Regions from separate parts of the Homo sapiens genome. Here region 2 is linked to region 1. A link is a loop called in an ENCODE intact Hi-C map of the cell type or tissue named here. Cell type or tissue: IMR-90. All regions are shown on one strand.

The links. Hi-C counts contacts between places; a loop is a spot of excess contacts. Peaks named below come from ENCODE experiments on the same cell type or tissue, not always from the same donor. Only the 100,000 strongest peaks of a DNase experiment are listed, where the experiment ranks them.
Region 2: a loop joins it to region 1, with 2.4 times the contacts of the local background. A loop is called at or near these places in 4 of 110 quality-filtered maps.

The regions. Positions count from the first base shown.
Region 1 is chr20:10,001,502-10,004,001 of GRCh38, reverse strand. The region is part of intron 1 of PARAL1 (PPARG activating RBM14 associated lncRNA 1); the gene reads right to left. Among named protein-coding and RNA genes, the nearest start is that of PARAL1, 16 kb to the right of the region's middle. In IMR-90, no CTCF peak of the experiment used is centred here; no DNase peak of the experiment used is centred here.
Region 2 is chr20:10,073,488-10,075,987 of GRCh38, reverse strand. The region is part of intron 3 of SNAP25-AS1 (SNAP25 antisense RNA 1); the gene reads left to right. Among named protein-coding and RNA genes, the nearest start is that of ANKEF1, 40 kb to the right of the region's middle. RefSeq lists an enhancer at 423-1,622. In IMR-90, no CTCF peak of the experiment used is centred here; a DNase peak (open chromatin) is centred at 1,317.

The DNA of each region.
Region 1 (2,500 bases):
AGTGCTATACTTAGGGGTATGAACAAAACAATATTAACTCACAGAGGTGGTGATGACATAGGAGTTAAGAAAAAATTATTTAGGCAGATAGTGAGGGTACGAGAGTCCTTGGTAAAGTTTTCCTTTTAATGAAAAGCAGCCCCCAAATCATTTTCTTTTCTAACAAAGAGCAGCCTGTAAAATAGAGCTGCAGACATAGACAAGAAAGCTGGAAGCTTGCACAGGTGAATGCCAGCAGTTGTGCCAAGAGGAAAAGGCTATCTGGGACTAGGCATGTGCAAAATGGCGACTCCATGTTCCCTTCTTTTGCCAGCTACGTGTACAGTAAGGAGCAGACAAGTTGGCCCTGGCCAAGTGAAAAACCCATTTGCATAATAAGATTAGGGTGGGGTGGCCAGCCTTCCCTGTGCGCTATATAAACATCACATCTGGTCCAACCAATCTGTGGGCCCTAGTAAATCAGACACTGCCTCCTGAAGCCTGCCTATAAAATCTGGTGCAGTATGCCACAGGCTGGTTTTTCCCTTTCGGGAGCCCCTCTCTCACGAGAGAGAGAGCTATTCTCCTTTCTCTTTCTTTTAGCTAGTAAACCTCCACTCCTAAACTCCCTTGCCCTGTGTGTCCATGTCCTTAATCTTCTTGGCGGAGAGACAAACCTTGGGTATTTACCCCAGATAATGACACAGCTTCAGTGAGGTCACTAAAAAGGAGAAATTTTAGTTTGAACTTTTTTATTTATTTATTTTTAGTTTCAATCTCTTTTAGACTTCACTGGATAAAAAAGAGAAGAAATGAATAAGTGAATAAATAAATGTCCTGCCTCTAAGAGACAGCAAGGGCAAAGGCAGAGAGGAATTTAAAAACATGGTATCACAGCACATTCACTGTGCAGTAGCTGGAAATAGAATACAAATCATGCATTGCTCTTCAATGTCAAATTACTGAAGGCCATATGGTGTCTATTTGGCTTGTGTAAACTGCACTTTCAAATACAAGAAACAAAACAAATTGTATTTCAAGTTATTTGCTTCTTTCTTAAGGAGGAATCTACCTACCGTTTCTAATCTCCTTGTCTAGAGGGAACAAACAGGTTTGCATCAGCAGCTATTCTGTTGGTGTAATATGCATGTCCAAAAATAGCACCAAATCAAATAGTTTTAATCCTCAATTTTGTTAAATAGCTGGATATATTGGATATTTTTCCAAAATAAATCTAAATAAATATTGAAAAACTAATAAATATACCAACATGGTATACTTTAGAACTATGAGTGATAGTACGTCAGGTAGCCAGGCAAGTGTAGAAACAGATGTTGCCCAGCACAAGGTCTCTGGGTCTGTTTCTTCCAATCTCCACCCATCATCACTCTGGCTTGACTCCTTGATCATCAGCCTTTGTGTTCTACTCATGATTGTGCCCTTTATTCTTCATTTTTATTTATTTATTTATTTATTTATTTATTTATTTATTTATTTATTTATTTATTTTGAGGCGGAGTCTCACTCTGTCGCCCAGGCTGGAGTGCAGTGGCACAATCTCGGCTCATGGCAACCTCTGCCTCCTGGATTCAAGCGATTCTCCTGCCTCAGCTTCCCAAGTAGCTGGGACTACAGGCGCCCACCACCACACCCGGCTAATTTTTTTTTTTTTTGTATTTTTAGTAGAGATAGGGTTTCACTGTGTTAGCCAGGTTGGTCTCGATCTCCCGACCTTGTGATCTGCCCGCCTTGGCCTCCCAAAGTGCTGGAATTACAGGCATGAGCCACTATTCTTTATTTTTTTTCCATTTGCCTTACTACAAATAAATATATAATCTAATTTCCCAATAAGCCTATATTTTAAAAAAATCAAATTTGGACATACAGACAGTTCAGAAAGGAATAAAACTAAAAAGGAACTTCGCTCCTTTCCCTGCCAAGTTTCCTTCCCAAAGCGGTAAGTGGTATCAATTTCTTGTGATTGCTTCTAGGAAGCGAATGTGTAAATATGTGTTACATTCTGTGACTGGGGTCAATCCTGGGAATTCTGTTTTTCAATACAATCCTCAATATTAGGAAAAATTTCCAATTTATTTGTAGTGTGCAACATACTTTCTTTGGGTAGTTTCAGGTTCCTCTCTGTTTTTGGTTACTCTTCATTTTCAAATTTTAATATTCTGTTTTCTCCTTTTGGTGACTAGGTTCATTAGCAAGTTACTTATAGTTACTAATCTGCCCTTAGTTGCTTATTTTCAATCTATTTACCCACTTTCTGTTTCCTAATTAATTTTGCTTTTATTATTTTCTTCCCTTTTTTAGGTTTATTTTGTTATTATTTTCTAACTTTTGGTCTTGAGTAGCTAAATTTTTTTGTTTTTATTCTTTCCTACTAGTTATATAGATATGCAAGGCTATATATTTTTCTCTGCTTTTAATTTCTAATATTTATTGTTTTAATTATAATAATTTCTAAATACTTTGCAATTATAATTTTGATTACTTGTTTGATCTTTGACATTTA
Region 2 (2,500 bases), 72 kb before region 1:
TGCTGCTGTGGGTAACTGGGGCTCAGGCCCTTTGGGACTCTAGGGAGACTTTGCAGGACATTCCTCAATGTTGTCCTACCCAAGAGGTGAGAAGTTGGGATATTTATCCAGCATTTCCTGTCTGATGTCTGTTGAGGGCTGCTTCCTGAGGCATCAACTCACAGATTCTTCCAGTCTGCCCTGCACGCTGAAACACGCTCCTGCAGCCAGAGAAAATCCTCAGGGAGAGCACCAGTACTTGCTGAGAGGCTGTCAGTGAGAAAAAGAATCAGAAGAGACTGTTAATGGAATTGGGTGTACATGGGACCTCTGACAGCATCTGCTTTGGATGCATACTTCCATAAACAGCAGTTAGGGCCCACAGTCTTCTAATCACTTGACTTTGAAACACACGTGTTGCATTTCAATGTGTTATATAAGATCAAATTGCTGATCAAATTGCTAAGTATTCAGTGAAAACTATACGTAAGGATGTGATCTTAAAATTGAAACCTGGATAATGGGAAGAACCCAGCCATGTGAACAGCGAGGGGAGAGTGGTCTTAAAGTCTTTCCTGTTGCCCATTTATTTTTTATTTTATTTATTTTTATTCTTTTAGATACAGTCTCGCTGTTGTACCCATGCTGGAGTGCAGAGGCATGATCATAGCTCATACAGCCTCGAACTCCTGCATTTTGCCTATTTAAATTCTGAGCCTAGAACAAGGAAATTTAAATCCTGGATTGCTTGAAGACTGATTCTTGGCAATCACATTCTCATTCAGAATAAAATTGTTTTTAGCCATCTCCTTCAAAATAAACTTTCAAATTTTCCATTTGATATCATTATAATGTTCACGTTCTCTTGTCTAGTCAGTTTCTCTATGCCCACTATTCGTGAAATTTCCCCATCTCATTTCCCCAAACACTGCTTTGACAGTTTCTTTTTTCCACGCTAGGTTTCTCTAAGCCCCCTCGGATTTGCATAGAAACTATAGTTCCTTAGATAAAAATAAAACCTTATTTAAGACCCAGAAAATCTCAATCCCCTATGCCAACAGCAAAGAGGGCAATTTGGATACCTGAGCCTGGACTTGCTCAAATCTTTCTAGTTACAAACTTGCCCCCACTGCTTCCAGCATCTCAGGCAAAAGGTAATTCCATATCTCTTAGACACCAGTGTTGAAATTTTTTAGACTCTTAATGTTCTCTGAGTAATTACATGGCATGAAAAAAAATCAGATGAGTTTTTGAAGAGATGACTTCTCCCCAAGGCCCTGAGTCACAGATTTTTTTTCTTTCTATAGAGTCACTGTCAAAATTGTGAGTCATCCATTTCTTCTTGCCAGTGCAGCACACTCCCAGGGGACACGTGGCTTCACTCCTGAACAAGTTCAGTAAGCAGTGCTGGAGAGAATACTGAAAACGTTAAAGAATTATGAATACAGCTCAGATCTCACTTTCCTGTTTTTTAGATTTTGGGAATTCATTCAGGTGGAAACAGCATTTCTTGCCATCACATGATGGGGGTGTCCCCCTCTGCCATGTTTCCCATCAGTTCTATCTTCCTCCCTTCCAGTTTCTCTGGACATGTCTGACTTTTGAAAGAGTAATTTTCTCCAACATGTATTTTGAATTATCTTCTCTGTACATAATTATTTTCTATCTCCTAGAAATTCTTCATAATTTTTGTTCCTCTAATGGAAGATTTTAATTTTTTATGTACTATTATGCATTATTTTAATCAGTTTTTTTTGCTAAGGCTTTACAGTGAGAGTAGGTACCTGTACTCAGTTTGTAAGTTGATAAAAATTTTTAATAGCTCACTATACATGATTTATTTTTGCATATCCAGCAACACAATGTTGGCTTTCAATAAAGGTTGAATGAATAAAATGTTTAAAGCATTGCTTTTTAAGAAGTTCTAACCTAGTGAAGTCATAAGCAAACTTGAAAAATGTGTGTTAAAATAATTCTAGGTATCAGGTTTTCTAATCTTGTATGCAAAATCTTATATCAATTTAGTTGAATTTGCTTATACAGTGTTAGCAAGAAAAACAATTAATACATAAGCATATCTTCGCATAGCTGCAACAGAAAAAAAAGAAAACGCCCTCAAAACTATAAACCAGTATTTTAATGTATGTATGATTCCTGCTTGATGCATTTCATTACTGATATTCCAGGCTTTTTTCTTTTAATACTTCCAATGACCACAAACTCATGATACCCTCATAAGGCGATTTAAAGCAGTTTCGGAAAGTTCTAATTGTTGGGGGAGAAATTATTTAGGAGCCAAATTATGTATTGTGGACTGTTTTAACTGCTGTGCTAAAAAATTTAGATAGTTTCTGTGTCAGTCACCTTGATTAAGAAAACTGCAAATAAATCACATTAGCAACCGAAATGGAAAAAGCAAACCATCAATATTGAGCCTCAATGTCCCCTGCTAGCTGTAAATCCCTAATTCCCCATGCAATACATTTGTTTACCTAGCAAATGTGTACCCATTTGAGTACCT